Linked DNA regions of Homo sapiens: region 2 is linked to region 1. The links are chromatin loops, found by intact Hi-C in ENCODE. Cell type or tissue: PC-9. All regions are shown on one strand. Each heading gives the region's core, and the rest is flanking DNA. Links, peaks and the distances in the headings are about the cores only. Region 1 has its middle 34 kb from the start of SNHG20. Region 2 holds the start of LINC02080 (long intergenic non-protein coding RNA 2080).

Region 1 (16,393 bases), core at 7,286-12,285:
GCACTTTGGGAGGCTGAGGCATGAGGATCACTTGAGCCCAGGAGTTTGAGACCAGCCTGGGCAACATGGTTAGACTCTATTTCTAAAAAAAAAAAAAAAGAAAAGAAAAAAAATGTTTTAAATAGCTGGGAGTGGTGGCACCTGCATGGCCACAGCTACTCAGGAGGCTGAGGTGGGAGGATTGCTGGAACCCGGGAGTTCGAGATCAGCCTGGACAACATAGTGAGACTCCGTCTCTACAAAAAAAAAAAAAAAAAAAAATTAGCATGGTATGGTGGTGCACACCTGTGCTCCCAGCTACTTGAGAGGCTAGGGTGGTAGGATAGCTTGAGCCCAGGATGTCAAGGCTGCAGTGAGCTGTGGTAGTACCACTGCACTCCAGCCTCGGCGACAGAGTGAGACCTTATCTCAAATAAAATAAAGTTCGAACTAGCTGGTAACAGAGATCATCCTGGCACACTCAGAATGCTGTGCAGTCACCCATCCTTAGGAATCCATCCATCCCAAGGCGCCGTCCAGCTGCAGAGGTGCTAGATCAAAAGTAAGTGCTTCTAAAAGGTCTCGGAGAGTGGAGGGCAAGGGCTGAGTTCTCAGAAACATTCTTGCCTTGTCTGACATCAGGCAGCTTCTCCTCACCCCCTCCCTGGCCACACTCCTTCCTCACCTGTCTCCTCGCCCCATCCCAGCCCTTCTCTGCAATGCCTCTTCCCTCAGCTTACCCCCTGTCATGGTCCTAATCAATTCCCCAGCCAAAAAAAAATGTGTTCGTCCAGAGAGTTGAATCCTCAAATCACCCAGATAATCAATATTCGACTACTGTGCTACAGAGCAGGAGATCGATTTGCTGCCAGCCATTGCCAGGCAACTGGAAACTTTCATGCCATCCCCCTCCGACGAAGGCACCGTGGATAGTGGGGCAGCACTGCGGGGCTGGGTTTTAGGGATCAGTGGTGTGCAAATGCAGTGGACCGTAGGGAGAAGAGAGGGTCTTGCTGCTTTCTTTTTTAAAAAAATAAAACAGGATCTCACTCTGTCACCCAGCCTGGAGTGCAGTGGCATGATCATAGCTCTCTGCAGCCTCAATTTCCTGGGCTCAAGTGATTCTCCCACCTCAGCCTCCCAAGTAGCTGGGACTTGACAGGCATGGGCCACTGTGACTGGCTAATTTTTTTTTTTGCAGAGACTGGGTCTCACCGTGTTGCCCGGGCTGGTCTCGAATTCCTGGGCTCAAGTGATCATCCGCCTTGGCCTCTCAAAAGGCTGGGATTATAGGCGTGAGCTGCCATGCCCGGCCTTCCTGCTGCTTTCAAGACTTCAGTGATGTTCCATCCAACATTCTGGCTTGAGGAAAATCACTTGTTTAAAAATCCTTTTTACTATAGAAAATTTCAAATATTTGCTCAGAGGGATACTATAATGAAAATCCATGTACTCATTACCTAGCTTTAACAATTATCAACCATGGGTGAATTTGGTTTTATTCTACCAGTCCCTCTCTGCCATCGGATTATAGTTGAGCAAATCTTCAACATCATTCATAGATATTTCAGTATGTATCTCTGAAAGAGAAGAAATCTCTTTTTTCATAAATATTTCAGCATTTATTTGCAAACCTACGATGCCATTCGGTACCTGGTTTAATATAAAAATTTAGTTGTGTTTTTTATTTTTATATTTTTGAGACAGGGTCTCACTCTGTCACCCAGGCTGAAGTGCAGTGGCACCATCCTAGCTCACTGCAGCCTTGACCTCCTGGGCCCAAGTCATCCTCCTGCCACAGCCTCCCCAGTAGCTTGGACTACAGGTGTGCACCACCATGCCTGGTTAATTTTTTAAAAGTTTTTTGTAGAGATGAGGTCTCACTATGTTGCCCAGGCTGTAAAAAGGCTAGTTTTTTTTTTTAAAAAAAAATCTTATTCTCTTATTTTAATTGCAAAAGTAATACACACTCATACTAAATAAAACAATACAGAAATATATAAGAAGGAATCTTAAAAAACAAAAAACCACAACATCATTATCATACTTTCAAGAAATTAATCTTTGTTTCTCCATAGCATCAAATATCCAGTCAGTGTTCAAACTTCCCTAAATACCTTAATTTTTTAAAGTTTTCTTTTAATCGGGAATCAAACAAATTTCAAACATTCAGCTGGGCATGGTGGCTCACACCTGTAATCCCAGAACTTTGGGAAGCCAAGGTGGGCAGAACACTTGAGGTCAGGAGTTTGAGGCCAGCCTGGCTAACACGGTGAAACCCCGTCTCTACTAAAAATACAAAAAATTAGCCAGATGTGATCTTGGCTACTCAGGAGGCTGAGGCAGGAAGATCGCTTAAACCCTGGAGGCAGAGGTTGCAGTGAGCCAAGATCACACCACTGCACACCAGCCTGGGCAACAGACTGAGATTCTGCCAACAAACAAACAAATAAAAAAAACATTGTAATTGGTTGGTATGTTTCTTAGGTTTCTTTTAATCTGCCAGTTTCCCTTGCAGTTTATCTCTTGAAAAGGAGGATCACTGGTTCTGTGGAGAATCCCGCAGCCCAAATCTTACACCCCGTGGTGGGGTTTAGCACGTGCCTCCATCTCCTGCACTGCCAGAAGGTTTCCATGGATTGGAAATTGGACCAAGCAGCTTGGTCAGATTCAGGTTTGACATAGTGGTAAGACTACTTTCTTAGCCATTTTCATCAGGTGTCTAGAATGCCTGGCCTCACATGTTTATTGAAGGAGGAGAAGAAAGGCTACTTTGGAGAAACCCATAGATCCATTTTCCAAGTCTGACTAACCAAGATTCTTCAGAGGTGCTGAGGGATTTATCTGATGACAAAAAAAAATATCTATATCAATAATTAATCTCGAAGTGTCCTTGTTGCAGCCAGTGATAAGAGAAAGCTGCACAGTGCCTGAGTCTAGCAGATCTGCGGAGACCACTCTGGGACAAAATACATAAACACTAGTAAATTACTTCAAAGCTTTTCTCTTTTTTAATTAACTGGAGTAATTTTGTAATAATCCCCATGGCTTGTGTCTTAAAATGCAAGTCAGTTAAGGATCGAATCCATCCTCCCACGGCGTTTCTCTAGTTCTGGGGCTCAGACCACGAGGGCTCAACCCCGCGGGATGGCGGTGACTCAAGGGCTTTCATAAAACACACAGAACTTTCCGGCTTCACTCCAGCCTCGGCAGATGGTAACAAGTGTCAGAAGCATTCAATTAGCCCCTGCATTTGCTCATGATTTAACAAGCTCCGTCTAGTGGCATACCTGTGATATGTGGAGCTGCAGAGACGTAAGCTTCTGAAGGACTCTATAAAAAGCTTTTTGAGAATGATGGGTTTGAGTATTTCAAGTTCCCAGACTGCCGTAAAAGGCAAAGGCCAGGCTCCCCCATTCCTCTTGACTGTGTGCTCACACAGCAAATTGAGCTTCCAAAGGCAATTAATTCCACAATCCTCAATTCCACAGGGGATCATGGGCTGTGCACACAGCTTCATAGAACCACTGAGCCAGGGGGACTTTGCCCTATATAGAAACCCTTGTGTTTATACACCTTGGAAATGCTTTTCAAAGCCAATTCGCTCACATTGTCATGTTGGAGCCTCACAAAATCCTGTTAAGTAGAACAGTTATTATCCCATTTGATGTATTTAAAAAAAAAAAAACAAACCATCCAAAGTCTGAGGTCAACAGGGAGGGAGTGATGACGTCCATTCAGAACCCATCCGCCTCCATTCTGAGCCTCTGGTGCAGGCTCCGGCCAGCACGGCCCCAGCAGGAGGTCCCAAAGGCAGTCCTGTAACCTTCATCCAGGAATTACGGGGGCTCCACCGTGCCTGGCATTTAACCATTCATTCAGGGAGAGCAAATCCAACAGTTCACGAGGACCATCCTGGGATGCTGTCGTCTGGATGGTCAGGAAGTGAAATACAGGCCCTGTGGCCTTGCTGCAAGCCTCGGTCCTCCCTGGACCTGGAGGCCACTGGATGTGTGTCCCCTTCGTGGGAGAGCTCCGTCCACCTGGAGACAGTAACCACGCTATGTCCAGCCACCCAGCAGGACCTCTCCAGGAGGACAAACCCGCATTCCTCACTGTCTCTCCGGGGAGAAGGTGTCTACCCTGAACAATCATGCCCCATCATGGTATATATGCATAGGCGGTGAGGCATTCTGGGCTCAATCTTTATGTGTCCCCCAATTCCAGGCTGACCTCTCGACTGTGGTGGACAAAGGAACAACCCCAGGTTTCTTTTGCAGGTCCCCATTCAGGAAATGCACCCTCCAGCCCCGGCCCTTCCACTTTGCCAGTGGAGAGTTTTCCGCTGAGCTGGAAGGCTGCACCCTGTCACACACCAGGTGTGCGAGGTCCAGTGCGTTGGCAGAGAGGATGGTGGAGGAAATGGTTTGGAAAGAAACTTAGCAGCAGCTGTGGAGGCAGAACCAGGAGCCGATTGGCCAAGAGGCAATGTTAGCTCCCCCTTGGCTCCTCCAGGTGAAGCAAGTTTTACATCCCAAAGCTCCATGGATCACAGGGCGACCACTCTCGGCTGGGGACTGCAGAGCGAAGGTCCTCTGTCTACCTGCATGTGAACCACCTGGTAGCTTTTGCCCCAAAACAAGTAAATCCAGCTCTCTGGGGTGAGTTTCTAACATCAGTGTTTTGTAATATTCCCCTGCGAGGAGAATGTGAATGCCAGCCAGAGTTGAAAATCATCCGCTTGGCCGGGTGCGGTGGCTCATGCCTGTAATCCTAGCACTTTAGGAGCCCGAGGCGGGTGGATCACGAGATCAGGAGTTCAAGATCAGCCTGACCAACATGGTGAAACCCCGTCTCTACTAAAAATACAGAAATCAGCCAGGCGTGGTGGCGGGCGCCTGTAATCCCAGCTACTCAGGAAGCTGAGGCAGGAGAATCGCTTGAACCCAGGAGGCAGAGGTTGCAGTGAGCCGAGATCGTGCCATTGCACTCCAGCCTGGGTGACAGAGCAAAACTCCATCTCAAAAAAAAAAGGAAAGAAAAGAAAGAAAATTATCGCGTTAGGGAGTCCCCAGTGCAGGGGTTTCTCAGCCCTCACTGCACCCTGGGATTCTCTGGGAGCTTCAACAATACCGGCTCCGGGACCCCTCTTCACAGATCCTGATCTCACAGCTGGGGTGCATGGGGTGCAGCCGGGGGCCGGGATTTTTGAAAGGCTCCAGGTGGGTCTGACATTGAGACAACAGGGCCACTGCACTGACGCTTTTTTTTTTTAATTGTAAAAAACAAGCCCCTGCAAACTCTGGCTTGATCTGGCTTTGAGAAAGCCTCTCTATTCTTTCCTTTCTTCTTCTTCTTTTTTTTTTTTTTAGAGAGAGGGTCTAGCTTGGACTCCTGGGCTTAAGCAATCCTCCCTAGTAGGTGGGACCTCACCTGGCTGAGTCCTTTCTGTGTAGCATCTGCACACAGGTAAAACTGACATTGAAAATCTCAGCAAATTGGCAAATTAATAGACAGGTAACCCCCAGGAATGACTTCATTTCCCTTGTGAGTACTAATACTCCCAAACGTGGTGTGGCCTTTAAACACCGTATAAACCGCTTTGCAGAAGTTCTTGTTTGAGCATCACCAGTGCCACAGGGAAGCAGTTATTCATCTCAGACTTCTGTTTCCTCAGCTGTAAAATGGAGCCAAGTGGCTTGCGTGTGTTTGCTGGGTTTGGGGGAAGCCAGGGCTCCAACCCAGGCCTCTGACTCTGGGCTCAGGACCTCTCCCCCTTAACTTGCTTACGAGACACACTAGAGCCACGTCCAGGAGGAAAGGTAGGCTGCCTGGGGGCAGAAGGTGGTGTTTTCTGCAGAAAAAGAACATCAGGGGCCGGGCGCAATGGCTCATGCCTGTAATCCCAGCACTTTGGGAGGCTGAGGCGGGTGGACCACCTGAGGCCAGGAGTTCAAGACTGGTCTGACCAACATGGTGAAACCCCGTCTCTACTCAAAATACAAAATTAGCCGGGCATGGTCATGTGTGCCTGTAATCCCAGCTACTCGGGAAGCTGAGGCAGGAGAATCGCTTGAACCTGGGAGGTGGAGGTTGCAGTGAGCCAAGATTGTGCCACTGCACTCCAGTGTCTCACGCAAAAAAACAAAAAACAAAAAAACAAAAAAAACCACAGGGATTGGGGATAATCCATGGCCACCGTGATGGTGAGGCTCTCCCAAGGCTAATTCTCCCATCCCGCAAGGGCAAGAGCCCTTTCCAGATGCTCCTGCAGAGATGACAAACCATGAGAAGGGTGCTTAGCACTGCAGCAGGTTGGTTGGGAGGGCAGAGGTTACCTGCAAGACAAGGCCAGCTGGGGTGAGCCCCGGCAGGTGCAGGGACAGGGCTCCTGGGGCTGACGACTGGAAGCCTGTCCTCCCCTTGGGAAGCCTGGCACTCCCTGACATCAGGGCTCCTGCCTGGCTGTGGCTGGCACTTGGCTCTGGACGACTGTCTCTTGGATCACAGAGGGGCCAGGATGAGGACTGGGCAGAGTGGGGCCCTCTACATGGAAGGATCTCACCTCCCACTCGCTCCTTCCATGGGGTTGTCAGAGGACCGCAGACCCGTCCTAAAGGCAGCACAGACACAGAGCCTTAATTCTAGTCCTTATATCACAGTCCCCACCCCCGGGATAGATTGTGCTTTTTTCCAGAGTCAGAATGGGGACGCTCAGGGCTTTATTGAACGTTTATTGTAAATACCAGTTTTGTTCTTCCCATTAGAGAAGGAACGTGCTGTCTCCACGCTGCCGAGGTGGAGGGGCGTGGGGAGGAAGCTGTCCCTCTGCTGGCCGTCCCTCCCCTGCTCTGGTGGCTCCTCGGGGGGCTCACAGCACAGGTCCAAGTCCTCAATGTGCCAGGTGAGTCCTCCCCACTGGCAGCTCCTGTCCCCTGCCGCCAGCCTGTCTTGCATCAGCCACACCATGCCCTTTAGTGTCAGAAGCTCCTCGGCTTGGGGACCCCTGTGGCTTCTGTCCTGTAGACCCCACGCCTAGCACAGTCCCTAGCCCATTGCACCCTGTGGGTGTCGCTGAGTGAATGCCTTCACGGTTCCTCCTCCCTCCTCTTCTCTCCACCTAAAATACTTGTTTTCCAGTCCTCCATCTGGAAATGTGACTATGTTTTCTCATCCATACACAGCGATGCAATAGCGCCAGGCTCACTGGCCAGGGGAGTGATACAGGGGGGCACCTGGCACAGTCGGGCACAAGGTAGTCACCGCACAGCCACCACCACTTCCGTCATGGTCGGTATCATATAGCGGGGCAGAGATTGGGCTTTGGAGCCCAGAGAGGCCTGTGTTCAAATCGACTCTGCTCTGACTTGTGGTGTGGACTTGGCCGCGGGACTGAGCGCGGGGCCTGCTCAGGGGCCAGCGTCACAGGGAAGACAGTCCGAGCAAGCATGGGTCAGGGCGCTGAGGCTTCCTCCTGCGAGCCAAAGGGAAACTCAGCCACGGGGACTCAGGGAGGCCTGTGGGGCAAGTCTGAGCCTCCCTCTCGGTGGCCAGTGGGCCTCTCCTTAGGTGCCTGGGGCACCTTCTCACCCAGCAGCTGGCTGCCTGGAGTGGGCAGCCCCAGGGGCTGGGTGGTCCTAGCCATGTGGGTTGGACTCTGTCCACCATTCTGCCCTTTCTGCTCACTCAGGTTCCTGCGAATGGTGTCGGGCCACCGTCTATATCTTCTTCTCCTGCCTCAGGACACAGGGAACCTAGGGAACTCCAGACAATGGTCGAGGACTGGGGGAGCCCCCAGGGTTCCTGAGTCTCCTAGGAGGACAGTGGAGCAAGGATTTGTGTCCGCAGGCTGGAGTCAGGCTTGCATTTGATGCCCTGGTTACCTTTGCAGCATCTGGGACAGAGTGGTGTGGAGATAGGGAGGGGGTTTTGCCCTGGGCCTGCCCAGGTGTTACTTCACTTCCCCAGCACTCATCTGTCATGCCCCTCGAATCCACATCCGACTAGGAGGCCCTCCTCTCTGGCCACCTTTCCTTTCTACCAACAACCCCCTAGTTCTTTTTCTCTCTCTCTGCCTTCGCTTCCTCCACTCTCTCCCTGCCCTAGGATCCCAGCTCCATCCTGGAGTCAGAACCTGCAGGGGCTTCGTTCCTGCAGAGCATGCTGGGGCTTCCTTCCCGCAGGATGTGCAGGGGAAATCGTGATCTGTCAAATCCACGTTCACCCTCTCCCGATGGACTAGGAGAGGAATGGTGCGATTCCTTCCAGAAGGCCTTCCCCACGTGAGATAGGGAGAAAGAGAGAAGATAGGGCAAATTTTGTGAGGGAAAAAAGTACAAACCACTGGGATAGATGACAGCCATGTTCAGAGGCTGGGGAGACTGAGAGAGGAGAAGGAGGACTCTGGGGTAGGTGGTGTGTGTGAACACACAGACAGAGCCTGGGAGAGGGGCAGTGCTAGGGACTCTCAGGGGCTGGAGAGCAGAGGGGACGCGGCTGGGAAACTCCCAGGGAAGCAGGTGAGTGGGAGCTCTGGATGGACGCAGAGGAGACTGTCCTCCAAGCCGGGCCACCCACAGCACCCAGGGTGGAAACAGACAACTCGCAGCTCTCTTTCCAAGGTCGAGAGGTCACAGAGCAGAGCCAGGCCAGGGCCATAGCTCTGCAGGCCAGCAGGAGGAGCGGGGCAGCCTCCCTCTCCACCACCTCCCCCGTGGCCGCCTGGATTGCCCTCGGCTGTGCCAGAATCTCCAGCACACTCAGCCTGGCCCAGCCCAGGCCTCTCAGGGACTGGCCTCCCTGCCTTTGCCCAGCCTCCTGAAAAGCACAGCTGGCCCCACTCAGGAGCAGTTAGCCTGAGGGCCCTTCCTGTCAGCCGGTAGATCACTGGCTGGCTGCCTCAGTCACCACTTGGTGGAGGTGACTGCAGGTAAGCAGGCGCCTGGGAGTCTGGCTCGTGCCACCATCTGCATTTTTTTGTGAATCCTGGAGTATCTTGTCACATTATCTCTAACCAGTAGAGAGGCATGTGTGCACACGTGTGCATGCGTCTGTATGCTCTCATCTATGTGTATTTGAGTGTGTGTGTCTACATGCACCTGTGTGCATGTGTGTGTACCTGTGTGTGCATCTGTGTGCTTTGTGTGTGTGGGTATGTGTGTACATGTGTGCCTATGCATGTCTGTGTCTGCGTGTGTGTTTATGTGTATGTGTGCACACATGCATCCATGTATGTGTGTCTATGCACGTGTGCACATGTGTCTGTGCTTCTGTCTGCCAGTGCACATGTATATGTCTGTGCATCTGTGTGTGTGCACGTGTCTGTGTGTGCAAGTATACACATGGCTCTCTGCGTGTGTCTGTCTCCCTGCGTGTCTGTGTGTGTGCGTGCATGTGTGCTCACAAGCTCTGGGCGTGGGCCCTAGTGTCTGAGAGCAGGGATGAGATTGTTTTGCCTCAGAAAGCCCAGGGCAGAAACATTTCCCCCGCACGATCAAGGCCTTCCGTGGCTGCTCAGAACACACCGCGTTCCCGGCCGCACACGCAGTCACACGGGCTGGTGCACACTCACACTCAGGCCCGAGCCCTCCCGTCACACTCTTTGGTCTCCCGCAGGAAGCCCCCGGAGCCCCAGCCCACAGGCCTCCATTCCCAGCGGGTACCCCGGGCCCCACGCTTTCCTGTGAACCCTACAAGCGCAGCCTGCCCGCCCCTCGCTGGCTGCCTTCAGGGAGCCCCCGGAAAGCCGGGCCGGGGAGCTGGCAGGGACACCCCAGGTCTCTGCGTCCTGCCTTCCCGCGCCCTCAGCAGCCCAAGCCGGGGCTCCAGCAGGGAGAGCAAATGTTGTCTGCAGAAGGCGCCAGGCCTCCCCAGCTCCCCCAAGGCCTATTGCGAGCCCAGGCACAGGAAAATTGTTCCAAGCGCGCTCCTCATCCTTGTCTTCAGCCCTGTTGGCACTACCCGGTGTCAGGGATGCCTCCCTGCCCTCGCTATGAGAACATCATTTTCCTTCTTTTTCAGGCCCACGAAGGAGCTCCTCGCGGTGCCGGGAGCGCCCCCTCGTGGCGAAGCCGCGCAGGCACAGTGTCTGGGACACCTGGGGTCCAGGTGCCTTCCCAACACCTGAAAGGCGGGATGGGAGGCGGGGGCAGATGTTCACCCGCTTCTGTCCCTACTGATCTTCCTCCCCCCGGAGTCCCGGGTGTTGAGGGAAGAAACCTGCACTTGGATGCTTTTCACCGAGCTGAGCCCTTGGATACCTGGAAACACAATACCTCCCTGGGACTAATGCCATCCTCAGGGCTCACTCTGGATCCGGCTATACCTGTTGCAGCAGCAATTCTCTGGGAACACTTCAGAGCCCTCTTTACAGATTGTTTAGATTGGGTGGGGATAAGCTGGGCATGGTGGCTCACGCCTGTAATCCCAGCACTTTGGGAGCCTGAAGCAGGAGGATTACTTAAACCCAGGAGTTTGAGACCAGCCTGGGCAACATAATGAGACCCCATCTCTACCAAAAAAAAAAAAAAATAGCTGGACTTGGTGGCATGTACCTGTAGTCCCAGCTACTCAGGAGGCAGAGGCGGGAGGTCGAGGCTGCAAGGAGCCAGGGTTGTGCCACTGCACTCCAGCTTGGGTGATAGCGCAAGACCCTGTCTCAAAAATCAAAATAAAAGCTGGGGGCCAGGTGCGGTGGCTCACTCCTGTAATCCCAGCACTTTGGCAGGCTGAGGCGGGCGGATCACGAGGTGAGGAGATAGAGACCATCCTGGCCAACACGGTGAAACCCCATCTCTACTACAAATACAAAAAATTAGCCGGGCGTGGTGGCAGGCGCCTGTAGTCCCAGCTACTCGGGAGGCTGAGGCAGGAGAATGGTGTGAACCCGGGAGATGGAGCTTGCAGTGAGCCGAGATCGCGCCAATGCACTCCAGCCTGGGCGACAGAGCGAGACTCCATCTCAAAAAAAAAAAAAAAAAAAAAAAAAAATGGTGGGCGCGGTGGCTCACGCCTGTAATCCCAGCACTCTTGGAGGCCGAGATGGGCAGATCACCTGAGGTTAGGAGTTTGAGACCAGCCTGGCCAACATGGCAAAACTCTGTCTCTACTAAAAATACAAAAATTAGCTGGGTGTGGTGGCCCATGTCTATAATCTCAGCTACTTGGGAGGCTGAGGCAGGAGAATCGCTTGAACCCAGGAGGCAGAGGTTGCAGTGAGCCAAGATCATGCCACTGGACTCCAGCCTGGGCGACAGAGCAAGACTCCATGTTTAAAATAAATAAATTTTTAAAAATAAAAATAAAAAGATTGGGTGAGGATCTTGTGTGGTGGTGGGCGGTTGGGGGGGCGGGGGGGCAGTTCTCACCCCATCCAGAGCAGGCACCAGGGACAGAAAGTGTGACCCTACAATTTGTGGAACCAGCTCCTGTCAAACTCTCTTTGTCCTCTCAGAGGCAGAGGAAGGACAGAAAGAAAGAAGATCATTTGTCTTTAAAATTTTTCCAATGATAAACAGAAATCATTATAGTGAGAGCCAACGTCTGTATAGCATGTCCCATGTGGCAAGCCCTGTTCTAAATCTTTCAGACACATTAACTTATTGAATCCTCCCAACATTTTCAATGTGGAAAACTGGTAAAACACAAAATTACAAGGAAGGAAAATAAAACCCACAGTTCTATCATGCATTCCCTGCCAGTTCTTCATCTATGCATATGGATTTTTTAACAAAATAGTGATGGTGCCGCACAGTACACTTCTGCGTTCTGCCTTTTCTCATGGCCCAAGGTCATTTGTCTTGGGAAATACTCTTAATGGCTGCTTTGTATTCTGTCTTCGGAATGTACTGTCATTTATTTGACCATTCTGGGGGAAACTTCTGCTTTTACTACAAAAAGCCTGTGTGTTGGGAGCTCGAAGGGCTTGTTTCACTCCAGCCTCTGAGCCTGCTGTGTGTTCACAATGGTGTAGGAGCAGTGACAGTTTCCTAAACCCCCGTCTGTGGGAATCTCAGGTGTGTGTGTTACCTATGTGTGCAAGTGCCTGCGTGAATGTGTGTGTGTTTCCCGTGCTTAGACTTGCCGTATAAGTACTCATACTTCCTAGGAATCTGTCCAAAAGAATTGAAAACAATAGGCCAGGCATGGTGGCTCACACCTGCAATCTCAGCACTTTGGGAGGCCAAGGCGGTAGGATTGCTGAGGCCAGAAGTTCGAGACCAGCGAGGCCAGAAGTTCGAGACCAGCCTGGCCAACATGACTAAACGCCATCTCTACTACAAACACAAAAATTAGCTGGGCGTGGTGGCGTGTGCCTGTAGTTTTAGCTATTTGGGAGGCTGAGGCAGGAGAATTGCTTGAACTCTGGAGATGGAGGTGGCAGTGAGCCGAGATCGCACCACTGCGCTCCAGCCTGGGTGACACAGTGAGATTCCATCTCAAAAGAAAAAAAAAGGAATTAAAAACAATAGAAACAGCTGGGCACAGTGGCTCACACCTGTAATCCCAGGACTTTGGGAAGCCAAGGCGGGTGGATCACATGAGGCCAAGAGTTCAAGACCAGCCTGGGCAACATGGTGAAACCCTGTCTCTACTAAATTACAAAAATTAGCTGGGCATGGTGGTGTGTGCCTGTTGTCCCAGCTAGTCAGGAGGCTGAGGCAGGAGAATCACTTGAACCAGAGAGGCAGAGGTTCCAGTGAGCCGAGATTGAGCCACTGCACTCAGGCCTGGGCGACAGAGTGAGACTATGTCTCAGAAAAAAAAAAGAAACAAATACATGTAATATATATGTAATAACCAAAAGGCGGAAACAACCCAAATGTCCATCAATGAATAAAAAGATAAAATGCAGTATAGACACAAAACAGAAGCTTATTCAGCTATAAAAAGGAGAGGCTGGGTGCAGTGGCTCACACCTGTAATCCCAGCACTTTGAGAGGCTGAGGTGGGCAGATCACGAGGTCAGGAGATCAAGAAGAGCCTGGCCAACATGGTGAAACCCCGTCTCTACTAAAATACAAAAATTAGCCGGGTGTGGTGGCGCGTGCCTGTAATTCCGGCTACTCAGGAGGCTGAGGCAGGAGAATGGCTTGAACCAGGGAGTTGGAGGTTATGGTGAGCCAAGATCATGCCACTGCACTCCGGCCTGGCAATAGGGTGAGACTCCGTCCCCCTCACCCCCCCAAAAAAGAGAAAAAGATGGTTAATGTTTTTTATACAGAGACAGAGTCTTACTCTGTCACTCAGGCTGGAGTGCAGAGGTGCAATCTCAGCTCACTGCAGCCTCGAGCTCCTGGGCTCAATCATCAATCCTCCTACCTTAGCCTCCCAAAGTGCTGGGATTACAGGTGTGAGCCACCGTGCCTGGCCCAAGAGGGCTAATTTTATGTTATGTAAGTTTTGCCTGAATTTAAAAAAAAAAGTCATACTAATGGCATCTATCAAGCCAGGCTTTCACACAAAATAGCCCTTTATAGTCAAATTATTATTATTTTTTTAGAGACAGGTTCTCACTCTGTCACCCAGGCTGGAGTGCAGTGTCGTGATCATGGATCACTCGAATCTTGACCTCCTGGGCTCAACTGATCCTCCCGCCTCAGCCTCCGGAGTAGCTAGGACCACAGGTGTGCACCACAGCACCTGGCTAATTTTAAAATATTTTCTAGAGACAGGATCTCACTATGTTGCCCAGACTGGTCCCAAACTCTTGACTTCAAGCGATTCTCCCGCTTGTTCGTGTCCCAAAATGTTGGGATAATGGGCGGGAGCCAGTGTGGCCACTGATGGTCCAATTCTTTCTTCCTCTTTTGCTGCCCGTCTCTCACAGCCTGCCCCTTAGCCTCCGACTGTGAAGTTTAGACCCGAATTGGTCACACGGCACCTGTTCTCATCATCCCATTCTCTCCCCTTCCTTCGCTTGGTCCATAATCTGTATTTGTCAGAGAAAGGACTTCAGTTGCCGTGGGGATCTGAATGGACTTTGCTGAGGATTTTGGACCTTATTTTTATTTTTCAGACCATGTCTAAAAGAAACAAACGGCCCCAAGGCAGGGTTTGGGTGGCAGCCAAGCTACTGTGAGGTTCAGCTCTCCTGCTCACGCAGGACAAAGGGATGCACACACGGGTGGAGAAACATGGGGGTACTTTTTGCAATGGATGTGGGAAAGGGAACCACCAAGACTGTTATTGGCTGGGCACGGTGACTCACGCCTGTAATCTCAACACTTTGGGAGGCCGAGGTGGGCGGATAACTTGAAGTCAGGAGTTCGAGACTAGCCTGGCCAACATGGTGAAACCCTGTCTCTACTAAAAATACAAAAATTAGCCGGGTTTGGTGGCGCACACCTGTAATCCCAGCTACTGGGGAGACTGAGGCAGGAGAATCACTTGAATCCGGGAGGTGGAGGTTGCAGTGAGCCAAGATAGCACCACTGCACTCCAGCCTGGGCGACAGAGCAAGACTCCATCTCAAAAAAAAAGAAAAAAAGACTTCTATTTGGTGGCCTGTTTGCCTTCCCCATTACACTTTCACTGTGAGCTCATCAAGGGCTGGGACAGTGTTCTTCACTCCATTTCTCCAATGCCTGGGTCGTATCACGGACTTGGCACATGGGAGGAACCTCGTCAGTGTTTCATGAGTGAGTGAAGCCCACTCAGCGTTTGATGATGGATGAATGTTTGGATTCATTAACGAATGTGAATCACACCTCAAGCCGAGCTCCACATTAGATTCACCTGGGGAGCTTATCAACAGCCCTGTGATGGCTGCACCTAAAAGCAATTAATTCTGAATCTAGGGGTAGGGATGGGGCCCAGGCCTTAGGATTTTTTTTTTTTTGAGACGGAGTTTCGCTCTTGTTGACCAGGCTGGAGTCCAGTAGCGTAGTCTCAGCTCAGTGCAATCTCTGCCTCCCAGCTTCAAGCAATTCTCCTGCCTCAGCCTCCCGAGTAGCTGGGATTACAGGCACCCACCACCATGCCCGGCTAATTTTTGTATTTTTAGTAGTGATGGGGTTTCTCCATGTTGGCCAGGCTGGTGTCGAACTGCTGACCTCAAGTGATCTGCCCACCTCGGCCTCCCAAAGTGCTGGGATTACAGGCGTGAGCCACTGTGCCTGGCCCAGGCTTCAGGATTTTTAAGAGCCTCCCAGGTGATCTCAAGGTGCAGCCAAGGTTGAGAACCACTCACAGACAGAATGGGACATCTGGGACCTTAAAATTTCACACTAACATTTAGACACCGAAGTCCATGCAGAGGACATGGAAACCAAATAGAAACTAACAAGAAAGACACGAAAAACGACGGAAGCTGTGAATCAGGGCATAAAGATACAAGATATTGAGATCATACATAAAGAACCAGCGGGCATGGAACCGAGGGAAGGGCTAGCGCCTGTCCCGTGGGCCAGCACTTGCTAAGAGCCTGTTTTGTTCATGACACTCCCAGGAGCTGTGCTGTCTCAGTGAAGAGCATTACTTAGGAAAATCCCATTCTTCCCCCTTGACATCTCAATGACTTGGCTCCTGCCCAAACCCCCTGCTCAGGGTGGCTCTGGCCTTTGTTTTTCTCAGATTTGGTCTAAACAGTGAGGTTCTGGCGCCAGCTCGGACAGGCTCCCAAGGCTGTTCAAGTTTCAGGACGTTGGCAAACCAATTGTTCCATGGGACCATTATTTAAAAATAAATTATGTAAACTTAGAGTTACATCAATTACATAAAAAGATAGTAGATGCTCAAAACATCACTACTAATTATTTTACTACATTTTACTGCTATCTATGCTCTTTTAAAAATTTTAAGTGGGGACAGTTTCATTTTTTTTACTTTATTTTATTTATTTATTTATTTATTGAGATGGAATTTTGCCTTTGTTGCCCAGGCTGGAGTGCAGTGGCACCATCTCGGCTCACTGCAACCTCCGCCTCTCGGGTTCAAGTGATTCTCCTGCCTCAGCCTCCTGAGTAGCTGGGATTACAGGCCTGCGCCACCACGCCCGGCTAATTTTGTATTTTTAGTAGAGACGAGGTTTCTCCATGTTGTTCAGGCTGGTCTCGAACTCCCGACCTCAGGTGATCTGCCCGCCTCAGCCTCCCAAAGTGCTGGATTACAGGCATGAGCCACCATGTCTGGCCTGTTTATTTAGTTTTTGAGACAAGATCTTGCTCTGTTGCCCAGGCTGGAGAGCAGTGGTGGGATCATAGCTCACTGAGGGCTGGGTGTGATGGCTCACGCCCCTAATCCCAGCACTTTGGGAGGCTGAGGCGGGTGGATCATTTGAGGTCAGGAGTTCAAGACCAGCCTGGCCAACATGGTAAAACCCGTCTCTACTAAAAATACAAAAAATTAGCTGGGTAGGGTGCTGCACACCTGTAATCCCAGCTACTGGGGAAGCTGAGGCAGGAGAATGGCTTGA
Region 2 (16,393 bases), core at 5,045-10,044, 260 kb before region 1:
GGCGTGATCACAACTTACTGCAACCTCTGCCTCCTGGGTTCAAGCAATTCTCGTGCCTCAGCCTCCCGAGTAGCTGGAATTACAGGTGCGCGCCACCATACCCACCACAGGTTTTGCCGTGTTGGCCAGGCTGGTCTTGAACTCCTGGGCTCAAGCAATCCACCTGCTTCAGCTTCCCAAAGTGCTGGGATTACAGGCGTGAGCCACCGTGCCCGGCCTAAAACTCATATTTCTTGATAAATATTGGAAACATATTCCCTAGAAATAGTCTAACTCGGCCGGGCGTGGTGGCTCACGCCTATAATCCTAGCACTTTGGGATCACGAGGTCAAGAGGTCGAAACCATCCTGGCCAAAATGGTGAAACCCCATCTCTACTAAAAATACAAAAATTAGCCGGGCGTGGTGGCACACACCTTGTAGTCCCAGCTCCTCGGGAGGCTGAGGCAGTAGAATTCCTTGAACCTAGGAGGTGGAGGTTGCAGTGAGCCAAGATCACACCACTGCACTCCAGCCTGGGCGACAGAGCCAGACTCCATCTCAAAAAAAAAAAAAAGAAATATTCTAACTTGACATTTTGTGTGTTTTGTGTGTTTTTTGGTCCTTGATCAACAATATACTAAATCTTAATACTAGGATGTATATTTGTGTGAAGGTAGAAGGTCAAACTTGACCTTCTTTTTAACTTTGTGTGCAAATAGTGTGAATGTGCCCTGGACACCTCCCTGCAGCATTGGGCTATGATTTACTGGTTTTCTGAGCTGCTATTAAATCTGGAAGTTTTGATGTTCTTATCAAGAGTAGTTCTGCCCTATTTCTGTGTGATAATTTAGAGAACAAGCAGATTGCAGCTTTAGAGAAGTCTAGTCCAGAGGAGGCTCCTTTGAGCATTTATTTTTGACTTCGTTTCAATTCACAGGTCCTCTTTCTTTTACTTCCTGAAAATGTTGTCAGATATTTCCAATTCTTCAGTCTTTTTTGTTTACATTCTAAGCCTGTTTAACTTTTTTTTTTAAATTGGTTTAGTTTTCTCAGTTTTATATCTTAGAAAGGGATCTTTTGGGATAATTGTCACTGAACCGAAAGCAATTTGATGACTCATATTGTAGACACTGTGAGAACATGTTGAGGAAAAAACAGATGTTTTCTTCTCTACTTCTTTGTGGTTGGCGCGCTGGGGAGGTAGCCTGCTGAATCCATGTGCCGTGGGGGAGCCGCACGGGGTGTCTGGGCTGGCTCTCCTCCCACAGGTGGCTGCCCCCCAAGCTGTACCCTATTCTGCAGGAAATGATTTGTTTGGCAGCCAGAGCTTGCTTTCCACTAAAGAACATTGCCTTGGCTCTGGCAAACCCTTTGACTTAGGAACCATTTTGGCCTGTCCCATTATTTTGCAGAATGAAGCGCTTTGGGTTTGCTATACAGCTGGTTTTGGTTTTTTGCTTGTTTTTTTTTTTTCTTTTTTCTTTGTGTTCCCCCCCGCCCCGAGAGATCAACTCTTTCATTTTATCCCTTTCTGGATCAGAAACCATTGAAACCAGTGAAAGAAGAATAGCCCAGTGCAGGGCACTCACGTCTATTCAACACTGAATCCTTAATATGCTAGATGAGCCCAGCACATTTCATACAGTGCCATGGTGCCCTCCACGGCCTGACCTTCCAAAGCGAATTTTCTCTGCTAGAGACATCACTAATATATATTGAGTGCTTACCTACATACCAGGCACCCTTTTTTTTTTTTGAGACAGAGTCTCACTATATTGCCCAGGCAGGAGTGCAGTGGCACTATCTTGGCTCACTGCAACCTCTGCCTCTAGGGTTCAAGCAATTCTCCTGCCTCAGCCTCTTGAGTAGCTGGGATTACAGGTCTGCATCACCACATCCAGCTAATTTTTGTATTTTTAGTAGAGAGGGGGTTTCACTATGTTGTCCAGGCTGGTCTCGAGCTCCTGACTTCAAGTGATCCACCCATCTCAGCCTCCCAAAGTGTTAGGATTACAGGCATGAGCCACTGCACCCGGTGTAGGCGTTCTTTTATTTTTCTTTTCTTTCTTTTTTTTTTTTCCGGGCTCTCTTTAAAGCATGTTACAAGTAATTATCAACTAGAAACCATTATCCCCATTTTATAGATGAGAAAACCAAGGCACAGAGAGATCAAGTAACATATCCAAGATGGCAGAGCAGGTAAGTGCAGATAAGGACCCGCCTAAATTTGTCCATGTCCTGATTGCTGGAACCTGTGAATATGTTAGTTCCATGGTAACGGGGAATTGAGGTTGCAGGTGCAATTAAGGCTGCTAATCAGCTCACCTTGAGATGGGGAGATTATCTGGAATTAGCTGAATGGGCCCAATATAATGTCAGGTCCTTAAAGTGGAAGATTATCAGGGAACCTGCCCCCAATAGTCATGTAGGTTCTTTTCTATTTTCCCTAAGCATCCGCCGGGTTGAGAAATAAAGGGACAGAGTACAAAAGAGAGAAATTTTAAAGCTGGGCATCTGGGGGAGACATCACATGTCGGTAGGTTCCTTGATGTCCCACAAGCTGCAAAACCAGCAAGTTTTTATTAGTGATTTTCAAAGGGGAGGGAGTGTATGAATAGGGTGTGGGTCAAAGAGATCACATGCTTCACAAGGTAATAGAATATCACAAGGCAAATGGAGGCAGGGCGAGATCACAGGATGGGCGAAATTAAAATTGCTAATGAAGTTTCGGGCACGCATTGTCATTGATAACATCTTATCAGGAGACAGGGTTTGAGAGCAGACAACCAGTCTGATCAAAAATTTATTAGGCGGGAATTTCCTCGTCCTAATAAGCCTGGGAGCACTATGGGAGACTGGGGCTTATTTCATCCCTACAGTTTCGACCATAGAAGATGGCCACACCCAAGGGGGCCATTTTAGAGGCCTACCCTCAGGGCCGCATTCTCTTTCAGGGCTGTTCCTTGCTGAGAAAAATAATTCAGCAATATTTCTCCCATTTGCTTTTGAAAAAAGAGAAATATGGCTCTGTTCCGCCCGGCTCACCAGCGGTCAGAGTTTAAGGTTATCTGTCTTGTTCCCTGAACATTGCTGTTATCCTGTTCTTTTTTCAAGGTGCCCAGATTTCATATTGTTCAAACACACATGCTCTACAATTTGTGCAGTTAACGCAATCATCACGGGGTCCTGAGGCGACATACATCCTCCTCAGTTTACGAGATGACAGGATTGAGATTAAAGTAAAGACAGGCATAGGAAATCACAAGGGTATTGATTGGGGAAGTGATAAGTGTCCATGAAATCTTCACAATTTATGTTCAGAGATTGCAGTAAAGACAGGCATAAGAAATTATAAAAGTGTTAATTTGGGGATCTAATAAATGTCCATGAAATCTTCACAATCCGTGTTCTTCTGCCATGGCTTCAGCCGGTCCCTCCATTCGGGGTCCCTGACTTCCCACAACAGAAGATGGAGGCAGGAGGGTCAGGGTCAGAGTCAAAGTGATGCATTGGGACAAAGATTCAGTCTGCTGTTGCTGGCATTGAAGACAGTGGAAGGGACCACAAGCCATAGAATCTAGGTGGCCACTAGGAGGTGGAAGAGGCAAAGGAACAGTTTCTCCCCTAGAGCCTCCAGGAACAATGCAGCAGCCTTGCTGACACCTTACTTTTAGCCCCAGGAGACCCGTCTTGCACTTCTGACCTCCAGAAGTGTAAGATAATAAAATTGTGTTGCCTTTAAGCCACTCAATGTGATAATTTGCTATAGCAGCAGTAGCAAGCTAATACAAGGAGAGATGGATTTTTAAAAATCTCATCTGGGCTGGGTGTGGTGGCTCACACCTGTAATCCCAGCACTTTGGGAGGCTGAGGTGGGTGGATTACCTGAGGTCAGGAGTTCGAGACCAGCCTGGCCAACATGGTGAAACCCCGTCTCTACTAAAAAATTAGCCGGGCGTGGTGGAGCGCACCTGTAATCCCAGCCACTCAGAAGACTGAGGCAGGAGAATTGCTTGAACCCAGGAGGTGGAGGTTGCAGTGAGCCTAGATCACGCCACTGCACTCCAGCCTGGGTGAAAGAGCGAGACTCCGTCTCAAAGAAAAAAAAAAAATTAGCCAGGCGTGGTGGCAGGCACCTGTAATCCCAGCTATTTAGGAGGCTGAGGCAGGAGAATCACTTGAACCTGGTAAGCAGAGGTTGCAGTGAGCCAAGATCATGCCATTGCACTTCAACCTTGGCGACAGAGCAAAACTCTGTCTCAAAAAAAAAAAAAAAAAAAATCTGAAGAAGATGTACTCTTTTTTTTTTTTTTTTTTTTTTTTTTGTTTTGAGATGGAGTGTCACTCTGTCACTCAGGCTGGAGTGCAGTGGTGTGATCTGGGCTCACTGCAACTTCCACCTCCCAGGTTCAAGCGATTCTCCTGCCTCAGTCTCCCAAGTAGCTGGGATTACAGGTGCCCGTCACCATGCCCAGCTAATTTTTTTTGTATTTTTAGTAGAGACGGGGTTTCACCATCCTGGCCAGGCTGGTCTCGAGCTCCTGACCTCGTGATCCACCTGCCTCGGCCTTCAAAAGTGATGGGATTACAGGCATGAGCCACCACACCCAGCCGAAAATGTACTCTTAACCACAGTCAGTCCTCCATAACCATTTTGTATTGTAGGTTCAAACAACCATGGATCGAAAATATGGGGAAAAAAATTGTATCTGTACTGAACATGTGCAGACTTTTTTTCTTATGAGTCCCTAAACAATGGTGTATAACAACTATTTACATAGCATTTACATTGTATTAGGTATTGTAAGTAATCTAGAATTGTAGTAATTACGGGCTCATGCCTGTAATCCCAGCACTTTGGGAGGCTGAGGCGGGCGGATCACCCAAGGTCAGGAGTTCGAGACCAGCCTGGCCAACATGGCGAAAACCTGTTTCTACCAAAAAAAAAAAAAAAAAAAATTAGCCAGACGTGGTGGCGTGAGCCTGTAATCCCAACTACTTGGGAGGCTGAGTCAGGAGAATTGCTTGAACCTGGGAGATGGAGGTTGCAGTGAGCTGAGATTGCACCACTGTACTCCAGCCTGGGTGACAGAACGAGACTCCATCTCCCAAAAAAAAAAAATTATAAAGTATGCAGGAAGATGTGTGTAGGTTATATGCAAATACTATGCTATTTTATATCAAGGACTTGAGCATCTGCAGGTTTTGGTATCTGAGGGATGACTGGGATGACTACACATCTTTCATGATGTTGACAATCAGTGGAAGATGAGGGATGTTGTAATTTTGATTAAATTTCTCCATTCAGAAAATGGTGGTGCTTTCTAATTTCCTACCAGATCAGCTCACTGCAAGCTCCACCTCCCGGGTTTACACCATTCTCCTGCTTCAGCCTCCTGAGTAGCTGGGACTACAGGTGCCCGCCACCACGCCCGGCTAATTTTTTTTTTTTTTTTGTATTTTTTTAGTAGAGACGGGGTTTCACCATGTTGGCCAGGATGGTCTCGATCTCCTGACCTCGTGATCCACCTGTCTCAGACTCCCAGAGTGCTGGGATTACAGGTGTGAGCCACCACGCCTGGCCGATCAGGCCCATACTTCTTTGCCTGACACTGAACAATTCCTAAAACCTCATCCTGCAAAACCATACCTGCTCCATGCAAAACCAAAACTTCAAGACTCTAAAACCATGCCAGTCTCCAAAACATACCCTTTTCTGTAGACACATTTATTTTATTCTTGTTTCATGAATACATTTTACTTCAACATCTCTGCCTTTGTTCATATTGTATTTCTTTGTGGAATGACCTCTCTTTCTCCTTCCTTCTATCCAAATCCTATTCATCTTCAGGACCTGGCATAAGTCCCACCTCCCTGTGAAGCCTTTTCGGACCACAGCAGCCTTTTCCTGACTTTAGTGAAGTTCCCACAGACTGAATCACACCTCATCTTGCATTGCTTCCTTTTCCCCCATGTGTTTTTCTTGTTCTCACAACTATATTAACTCTTGGGGGGAAGGACTGTCATTTACAGTCTACATCGTACAGTCTACAGTCTAATATCCTCGACATTGACTAGTCTGATGACTTCCAACACCAAATCTCTGGGGGTTTCTCTTCCACACCAGCCGACTCTGCAGCACCAGCTGGGTGTTCAACAATTCAGTTCAATCCTGACACTACCAGGAGTTAGCACCGACCCTCACAGGTTAAGTAAGGTCTCAGTCCCACAAGACTACCATTACCAGAAAGGGATCCTGATGCAGACTCCAAGAGAGGGTTCTTGGATTTCACACAAGAAAGAATTCCGAGGCTGGGCACGGTGGCTCATGCCTGTAATCCCAGCACTTTGGAGGCCGAAGTGGATCTGAGGTCAAGAGTTTGAGACCAGCCTGGCCAACATGGTGAAACCCCATCTCTACTAAAAATACCAAAAAAAAAAAAAAAAAAATTAGCTGGATATGGTGGCACGAGCCTGTAGCCCCAGCTACTTGGAAAGCTGAGGCTCGGTTGGGCACGGTGGCTCATGCCTGTAATTGCAGCACTTTGGGAGGCCGAGGCAGGCAGATCACGAGGTCAGGAGTTCGAGACCAGCCTGACCAACATGGTGGAAACTCATCTCTACTAAAAATACAAAAAATTAGCCAGCTGTGGTGGCAGGCGCCTGTAGTCCCAACTACTTGGGAGGCTGAGGCAGGAGAATTGCTGGAACCCAGGAGGTGGAAGTTGCAGTGAGCTGAGATCGCACCACTGTACTCCAGCATGGGCGACAGAGCGAGACTCTTCCTCAATTAAAAAAGAAAAAAGAAAAAAGAAAAGAAAGTAAAGAAACAAAAGAATGGCTACTCCATAGACAGAGTAGCCCTGAGGACTGTTGGTTTATTTTAAGGTTGTTTTTTGATCAGTTGCTAAGCAAGGGATGGATTTTTTAAGAGTTTTCTGGAAAAGGAGCGAGCAAGCCCCAGAACTGAGGGTTCCTCCCTTTTTAAGCAATATAGGGATATAGGGTAACTTCTGGGCATTGCCACGGCATTTGTAAACTGTCACGGCTCTAGTGGGAGTGTCTATTAGTATGCTAATATGTTATACTTAGCATATAATGAGGTTGAGGATGACTAAAGTTCCCTTTAGTCGCTGTGTTGGTTTTGGTGGGTTTGGGCTGGCTCTTTTTCTTTTACAGCATCCTGTTGTATTTATTATCAGGGTCTTTATGACCTGTATCTTGTGATACCAGTCCTGAGGACCTCCTGTCTCATCCTGTGACTAAGAATGCCTGACATCCTGGGAATGCGGGGCAGCAGGTCTCAGCCCCATTTTACCCAGCCCCTATTTAAGTTGGAGTTGCCCCAGTTCAAATGCCTCTGACACTACCCCCACTTACTTCAGATGCCAGTCCTAAATCCAGGCCGTCCATACTTCTTACTGACCAGCTGTAAAGGGAGGGGAGTTCCTATAATCCCCAGCTCATATTTGATAATTTGCTAGAATGGCTTGCAGAACTCAGGAAAACATTTTTTTTTTTGAAACAGGGTCTCACTTTGTTGCCCAGGCTGGAGTGCAGTGGTGCTATCATAGTTCACTGCAGCCTCAAACTCCTGGGCTCACGTGATCCTCCCACCTCAGCCTCCCGAGTAGCTGGAACCACAGGTGCGCACCACCACGCCCGGTTAATGTTTTAAATAAATTTATGTAGAGATGGGGTCTCACTATGTTGCTCAAGCTGGTCTTGAACTCCCACGCTCAAGCAATCCTCCCACCTCAGCCTCCCAAAGTGCTGGGATTACACGTCGGAGCCACCATGCCTGGCCCAGGAAAACAATTTACTTAAAATTGCCAGTTTATTGTAGAGGATACAACTCAAGAAGAGCCAAATGGAAGAGATGTGTAAGGTGAGCTTGGGGTGGGGATGCAAAGCCTCTATGCCCCGTCCAGGGATGCCACCCTCCCAGCACCCCATGTATTCACCAACCTCGAAGCTCATCACGTCTCCAGATTTGAGAGATTTTATGCAGCTTAATGGCAGCCTCCTCCCTGCCCTTTCAGGAGATCAGTGGGTGGGATGAAACGCCCAACCTTCTAATCACTTGGTCTTTCTGGTGACCAGTCATTTGTGAGACTATATGGGGACCCCACCCTTTGTCACCTCAGTACATGTGTTATCAGAGAGGCTCATAACAACCAAAGACACTCCTGTCTTTCAGGAAATTCCAAGGCTTGTAGGAGTTCTGTGCCACTGAGGACAAAGACCAAATATATTTCTTATTATATCACATCTAGTAAAGGTCTGAGCCTCAAGGTGACTCTCGGGAAGTGGTTAGCAACCAGTGAGCTGTTGCTCTATTATGATTTAGAAAATAAGGAAATGAGGCAGGGCATGGTGGCTCATGCCTGTAATCCCAACACTTTGGGAGGCTGAGGCAGGAGGATCACCTGAGGTCAGGAGTTCGAGACCAGCCTGACCAACGTGGCAAAGCCCCGTCTCTACGAAAAATACAAAATTAGCCAGGCATGGTGGCACATGCCTGTAATCCCAGCTACTCGGGAGGCTGAGGCGGGAGAATTGCTTGAACCCAGGAGGCGGAGGTTGCAGTGAGCCAAGATCGCACCAGTGTACTCCAGCCTAGGCAACAAGAGTGAAACTCCATCTCAAAAAAAAAAAAAAAAAAAGAAAATATGGAAATGCAATAGATTCAGAATCATAAGATGTAGACACAGAAGGAATCTTGGAGAACATTTAAAACTTAGGGAACTCTTGAGACAAAATCTCACTCTGTCACCCAGGCTGGAGTGCATTGTCACGATCTTGGCTCACTGTAACCCCTGCCTCCCAGTTCAAGCAACTCTCGTGCCTCAGCCTCCCAAGTAGCTGGGATTATAGGTGCCCACCACAATGCCTGGCTAATTTTTGTAGTTTTAGTAGAGATGGGCTTTCACCATGTTGGCCAGGCTGGTCTCGAACTCCTGACCTCAAGTGATCCACACACCTCAGCCTCCCAAAGTGCTGGGATTACAGGTGTGAGCCACCACGTCCTGCCTTATTATTATTTTTGAGACACAGTCTTGCTCTGTCACGCAGGCTGGAGCCATGTCAGCTCAATGCAACCTCTGCCCCCCTGGATTCAAGCAGTTCTCCTGCCTTGGCCTCCTGAGTAGCTGGGATTACAGGTATGTGTCACCACGCCCGGCTAATTTTTTGTATTTTTAGTAGAGACTGGGTTTCCTGACCTCAAGTGATCCACCCACCTCGGCCTCCCAAAGTGCTGCGATTACAGGCGTGAGCCACTGCGCTGGGCTCATGGTTCCTAATTATATCGCAGAACCACACCTCTGTGTCCCAAACATTATTGCAAAGCATTTCTCTTCTCCCACCTTGTTCCCACCCCCAACCTTGCCCAAAGCTTAAAGCTTACAAGTCACCTAAATATTCTATTAGGGGAAAAAAACTCCAGCATGTTTTATTATCTGATCAGATGCATCATCTCATACCCCCTTTCCCCATGATTTCTCCTGCATTTCTTCTTGCTATTCCAGCCACTCCTATAGCCTTTTCTTCTCTTTTTTTCTTTTTCTTTTTCCTTTTTTTTTTTTTTTTTTGAGACCGAGTCTCCCTCCGTTGCCCAGGCTGAAGAACTGTGGTGTGATCTTGGCTCACTACAACCTCTGCCTCCTGGGTTCAAGTGATTTTCCTGCCTCAGCCTCCAAAGTGGCTGGGATTACGGGCACCCGCCACCACTCCCAGCTAATTTTTGTATTTTTAGTAGAGACGGGTTTCACCATGTTGGCCAGGCTGGTCTCGAACTCCTGGTGTCAAGTGATCCACCTGCCTCGGCCTCCCAAAGTGATGGGATTACAAGTGTGAGCCACTGTGCCTGGCTTAGCCTTCGGTTTTGCTATTTTCTCTTTTTACTAAGTATCTGGCTAAAAGGGTTTTCTTGGAGCTAGTACTGAAGTGGTATCCTTAAGGGAGGTAAAAAGTCCAAAAGCTGGCTTAAGTGTCCAGTAAGGAATCACTTAATTTGGCACAGAGGGAAGCATTGCCTCTGTAATGGTCACCTATGAAATCCTTTCCAATTAAACAGCCTTCTCCTTTGTGCTGTAGTCTCTTTGTATTGGTGTGGCCATTTGTCTGTGGGTAATAGCCAACTCGCAATGGATTGTTGCTGCTATTAATCTTTTTTTCAAGAAAGAAAATGACACACATAATAACCTGTTTGAAAAAGCCCTTTAATGGTACATTATTATTTGTTGTCTGGCTACAGAACAGTGAGGGCAGTGCATAGCTGTCTATACACTTTTCTTGCTGCTACAGAACTGATTGACTGCAGTAAAATAACCTTAAGATGTGTTTCTATGTTTCAGTGTAGAGGGTATACTTAGAATTTCCTGTATTTATCCTTCTATTAATACCATACTCAGACTGGGTGCAGTGGCTCACACCTGTATTCCTAGCACTTTGGGAGGCCAAGGCAGGCAGATCACCTGAGGTCAGGAGTTCAAGACCAGCCTGGGCAACATGATGAAACCCCATTTGTACCAAAAATATAAAAATCAGCTGGGCGCAGCAGCACGTGCCTGTGATCCCAGCTACTTGGGAGGTGGAGGCAGGAGAATCGCTTGAACCTGAGAGGCAGAGGTTGCAGTGAGCCGAGATGGCACACTGCACTTCAGCCTGGGCAACAGAGGGAGACTCGGTCTGAAAAAAAAAAAAGGAATAAAAGAATGGCTACTCCAGCCGGGTGTGGTGCCTCACGTCTGTAATCCCAGCACTTCGGGCGGCTGAGGAGAGTGGATCACTTGAGGCCCGGAGTTCGTGACCAGCCTGGCCAACATGGCAAAACTCCGTCTCTACAAAAAACTTAAAAAATTAGCCAAGCTTGGTAGCATGCACCTGTAGTTCCAGCTTTGAGCCCAGGAGGCAGAGGTTGCAGCGATCTGAGATCATGGCCTGCACTCCTAGCCAGGGGCACAGAGCAAGGCTCTGTCTCAAAAAAAAAAAAAAAAAAAAAAGGAAAAGAAAAGAAAAAGGAAGAAAAAGAAATAATAGCTACTGCATAGGCAGAGCAGCATTTTTTTTTTTTTTTTTTTGAGACCAAGTCTCACTCTGTCACCCAGGCTGGAGTGCAATGGCATGATCTCAGCTCACTGCAACTTCCGCCTCCCAGGTTCAAGCAATTCTCCTACCTCAGGCTCCCGAGTAGCTGGGATTACAGTCATGCACCACCACGCCTGGCTAATTTTGCATTTTTCGTAGAGACAGGATTTCACCATGTTGACCAGGCTGGTCTCAAACTCCTGACCTCAGGGATCCACCTGCCTTGGCCTCCCAAAGTGCTGGGATTACAGGTCTGAACCACCGTGCCTGGCCCAGAGGTCACTTTAGTTACCATCTTGCTTTTGGTGGGTTTGGCTGGCTTCTTTACTGCATTCTGTTTTATCAGCAGGGTCTTTAAGACTTGTATCTTGTGATACCAGTCCTGCTGACCTCCTGTCTCATCCTGTGTCTAAGAATGCCTGACCTCCTGGGAATGCAGCCCATTAGGTCTTGGCCTCATTTTACCCACCCCCTATTCAAGATAGAGTCGCTCTGGTTTCAGATGCCTCTGAGGCAATTACTGGGCTGGGCACGGTGGCTCACACTTAGCACTTTGGGAGGCCAAGGTGAGCGGATCACTTTAGGTCAGGAGTTCAAGACCAGCCTCGCCAACTTGGTGAAAGCCCATCTCTACTAAAATACAAAAAAAATTAGCCAGGTGTGGTAGTGGGCACCTGTAATCCCAGCTTCTCGGAAGGCTAAAGCAGGAGAATCGCTTGAAGCCAGGAGGCAGAAGTTGCAGTGAGTCCCGATTGTGCCACTGCACTCCAGCCTGAGTGACAGAGCAGAACTCTGTCTCAAAAACAACAACAACAAAAACAATTACTGTCATAAAAATGATAATAACAAGTATTGATGAAGATTTGGAGAAACTGGAACCCTCACATATGGCTAACAAGAATGTAAAATGGTACATCTATTTTGGAAAACAATTTGGCAGTTTCTCAAAATATTACACATAAACCGACCATACAACTCAGCAACTCTAACTCTTAGAAATTTACTTTCACAAAGTCATGCACTTGAGTGTTCCGAGCAGCGTTATTTATAATAGTCAAAAACTAGAAACAGTTGACATGCCATCCACGTGTAAATGTATAAAATGTGGTTTATCCGTACAGTGGAGGGCTGGGCACATGGCTCACACTTGTAATCCCAGCACTTCGGGAGGCCGAGGCAGGCAAATCACTTAAGGTCAGGAGTTCAAGACCAGCCTAGCCAACATGGTGAAACCCTCTGTCTACTAAAAATACAAAAATTAGCTGGGCATGGTGGCATGCACCTGTAATCCCAGCTACCGCATGAGTACACTCAGACAATTGCAAAGGAGTTCCACTCCTCTCACCTTGGGGTCAGCACCTACCCCCATTACACCCATGATCAGCAGGAAGAAGTTAGAGCAGTCTTCACCCTTTTTCCATATTCATTAGCCAACACCTTAAGATTAAGGTGTTATAAAACCCAAAGCGAGGCCAGGAGATCGAGTCCATCCTGGCTAACACGGTGAAACCCCATCTCTACTAAAAATACAAAAAATTAGCCGGGCGTGGTGGCAGGCACCTGTAGTCCCAGCTACTCGAGAGGCTGAGGAAGGGGATGGTGTGAACCCGGGAGGCAGAGGTTGCAAGGAGGTGAGATCGTGCCACTGCACTCCAGCCTGGGTGACAGAGTGAGACTCCGTCTCAAAAAAACAAAAACAAAAACAAAACAAACAAAAAAAAACCCAAAGCAAGAGATTGAAAGTGCCATGGCAAAATTATAACTGAGACAGTGAAAGAGATCTGACCTAACCAACTCCATCTTGCTTTGCATCTCCAAGCTGTTCTTATTCATTCCTGGGCACAGACCGAACTAACTTTGGAAGGAACTTGGTTTATAGTTTAAAACAATGACGATAACAGCCCTTTACCAAAACAAAGTTCCTTCTTGCCTGGAGACTAGACTGCCTTTGTCGGACTAACAAATTAGCCACAAGATTAGAATTTATGGTTTAGGAGTCATGCAGCTGGAGGATACAAGATTCTGACCCTCCTTAAACTGCTCCTAAGATCAGTGTTTGAGATGTTTTGCAGACCCTGCACTCGATGGATCATCTGGCACCACCCAGATCGATAAAATGGCCCATCTGATCTTATGGCCCCTGACCTGGGAATTGACTCCAGCACAAAAGGACAGCTTCAGTTCTGCATGATTTCATCTCTGACCCAACAGTCAGCACTCTTGACTCAATGGCCTTCCCTCCCACCCCCACCAAATTATCCTGAATTAAAAACTGTGATCCCAGAATGCTCAGGGAGACTGATTTGAGTAATAATAAAACTTTGGTTTCCCACACAGCCGGCTCTGCCTGAATTACACTGTCTGTATTGCAAATTCCCCTGTCTTGATAAATTGGCTCTGTCTAGGCCGTGGGCAAGGTGAGCCCGTTGGTCAGTTACAACCATGCTCAGCTAATTTTTTGTATTTTTTGTAGAGATGGGGTTTTGCTGTGTAGCCCAGGCTGGTCTTGAACTCTGGGCTTAAGGGATCCCCCCATCTCAGCCTCCCAAAGTCCTGGGATTACAGATGTGAGCTACCATGCCCCGCCTAACTGAGTAGCTTTACTTATTTATTTAAAAAAATTAGTTTTATTTTTTATATCGTAAGCCTTACTTGCAAAATGAGTAGCTTTCAATAGATGATCTTTCTCTCTTTTTTTTTTTTTGAGATGCAGTCTTGCTCTGTCAACCAGGTTGGAGTGCAGCGGCGCAATCTTGGCTCACTGCAACCTCTGCCTCCCGGGTTCAAGTGATTCTCCTGCCTCAGCCTCCCAAGCAGCTGGTATTACAGGTGCCCGCCACCACGCCCAGCTAATTTTTGTATTTTTAGGAGAGACAGAGTTTCACCATCTCGGACAGACTGGTCTTGAACTCCTGACCTCGTGATCCACCTGCCTTGGCCTCCCAAAGTGCTGGGAAATGACAGGTATGAGCCACTGCGCCTGGCCAGTGATCTCTTCTTACTGCACTCTGTGACTTGCCTTGAATTCCTTCCTGCACAAGATCCAGGAACCCTCCCTTAGGGTCTGGGTAGGGACCCCTTTTTCTGGCAACAGAGACTTTAAATACTTTTATGACTGCCTCTGATAGATTGTTCTACACATCTGTCCTTTTTGTTAACATGATTATAGGAAATGTAATTTAGGGCACCAAGAGAAGATCTATTCACGGAACACAGGAGTGAATACACACTGCCTCTGTATTGATGGAACTCATGCTGGGCCATTAAGTATTTATCCATGTATGCAAATGAGCATTGTTTTCAAGATATTGAGCCTCTCCTACCTTTCCTTCTAACTGATCCAAATCAGAATAACCTGATTGGTGAGCTGAGCTTCACCTCTAACTTGACTTGTTGTTGTGCTGCTATTGGTAATGAGGTGATACTAAGGGACTTTTTATGTTGATAGTGTGAGCGTCTCACATGCATGGGATAGGTAGGGTATGTGGGCCCTGGGTTTTGACTAGGTGAGATGCGAGGAAATACTTTTTTCTCTTTTTTTTTTTTTTTTTTTGAGATAGAGTTTCGTTCTTGTTGCCCAGGCTGGAGTGCAATGGTGCGATCTCAGCTCACTGCAGCTTCCACTTCCTGGGTTTAAGCGATTCTCCTGCCTCAGCCTCCTGAGTAGCTGAGATTACAGGCACCTGCCACCACTCCCGGCTAATTTTTTGTATTTTTAGTAGAAACAGGGTTTCACCATTTTGGACAGGCTGGTCTCAAACTCCTGGCCTCTGGTGATCTGCCTGCCTTGGCCTCGCAAAGTGCTGGGATTACAGGCATGAGCCACTGTGCCTGGCCTTTTTTTTTTTTTTCACCATTTTTTGAGACGGGGTTTCACTCTGGCCCAGGGTGGAGTGCAGTGGGACTACAGGCATATGCCACCATGCCCGGCTAAATTTTGTATTTTTTAGTAGAGATGGGGTTTCACCATGTTAGCTAGGCTGATCTCGAACTTCTGACCTCATGCGACTCACCAGCCTCGGCCTCTCAAAGTGCTGGGATTACAGGCATGAGCCACCACGCCTTGCCAGATATGAGGAAATACTACCCACTTTGGCAGAGTGCTTTATCCTTGCTAAAATACCTTACCCCAAATGCAAGAAACAAATCTTATTCCTGTTTGTTTTTTGAGACGGAGTTTGCTCTTGTTGCCCAGACTGGAGTGCAACTGCGTGATCTCAGCTCACCGCAACCTCTGCCTCCTGGTTTCAAACCATTCTCCCACCTCAGCCTCCCGAGTAGCTGGGATTACAGGCATGCTCCAGCATGCCTGGCTAATTTTATATTTTTAGTAGAGACGGGGTTTCTCCATGTTGGTCAGGCTGGTCTCGAACTCCCGACATCAGGTGATCCGCCTGCCTTGGCCTCCCAAAGTGCTGAGATTACAGGTGTGAGCCACCACGCCCGGCCCTTATTCCTGTTATTATGTGCAGATATTGAGAGGTGACAGCGTGCTGGGAGCCCTCTCAGCCCTCGCTCGCTCTTGGAGCCTCCTTGGCCTCGCTGCCCACTCTGGCCACGCTTGAGGAGCCCTTCAGCCCACCGCTGCACTGTGGGAGCCCCTTTCTGGGCTGGCCAAGGCTGAAGCCAGCTCCCTCAGCTTGCGGGAGGTGTGGCGGGGGAGGTATGGAGGGGGATGCGCAGGCGGAACCGGGGCTGCGCGTGGTGCTTGCGGGCCAGGGCAAGTTCCGGGTGGGTGTGGGCACGGGCGGCCCCGCACTCGGAGCTGCCCGCCAGCCCCCCGGCCCCGCCGCCCCGCCGGCACGGGCAGTGAGAGGCTTAGCACCTGGGCCAGCAGCTGCTGTGCTCAATTTCTCGCCCGGCCTTAGCTGCCTCCCTGCGGGGCAGGGCTCCGGACCTGCAGCCTGCTATGTCTGAGCCTCCCCGCCCCCGCCGTGGGCTCCTGCCCTGCCCGAGCCTCCCCAATGAGCGCCGCCACCTGCTCCAGGGCACCCAGTCCCATCGACCACCCAAGGGCTGAGGAGTGCAGGCGCATGGCGCGGGACTGGCAGGCAGCTCCACTTGCGGCCCAGTGTGGGATCCACTGGGTGAAGCCAGCTGGGCTCCTGAGTCTGGTGGGGACTTGGAGAATCTTTATGTCTAGCTAATGGATTGTAAACACACCAATCAGCACTCTGTATCTAGCTCAAGGTTTGTAAACTCACCAATCAGCACCTTGTGTCTAGTTTAGGGTTGGTGAATGCACCAGTTGGCGCTCTGTATCTAGTTAATCTGGTGGGGACTTGGAGAATCTTTATGTCTAGCTAAGGGTTTGTGAATGC

The links. A loop is a pair of places that touch in the nucleus more often than their neighbours do. Peaks named below come from ENCODE experiments on the same cell type or tissue, not always from the same donor. Only the 100,000 strongest peaks of a DNase experiment are listed, where the experiment ranks them.
Region 2: a loop joins it to region 1, with 7 times the contacts of the local background. A loop is called at or near these places in 6 of 110 quality-filtered maps.

Annotation. Positions count from the first base shown.
Region 1 is chr17:77,046,400-77,062,792 of GRCh38, forward strand. No RefSeq gene overlaps it. Among named protein-coding and RNA genes, the nearest start is that of SNHG20, 34 kb to the right of the region's middle. RefSeq lists an enhancer at 6,436-7,179 and a silencer at 9,928-10,141. In PC-9, for the core only: a CTCF peak has its summit at 10,061 (motif pointing left); no DNase peak of the experiment used is centred there.
Region 2 is chr17:76,790,400-76,806,792 of GRCh38, forward strand. LINC02080 (long intergenic non-protein coding RNA 2080) reads left to right here and starts at 8,645. Exons shown (of 3, transcript NR_110837.1): 1 at 8,645-9,145; 2 at 13,786-15,554; 3 at 15,889-16,393. It also overlaps a transcript of MFSD11 not described here. RefSeq lists an enhancer at 14,077-14,600. In PC-9, for the core only: no CTCF peak of the experiment used is centred there; a DNase peak (open chromatin) is centred at 7,262; H3K27ac peaks cover 589 bases.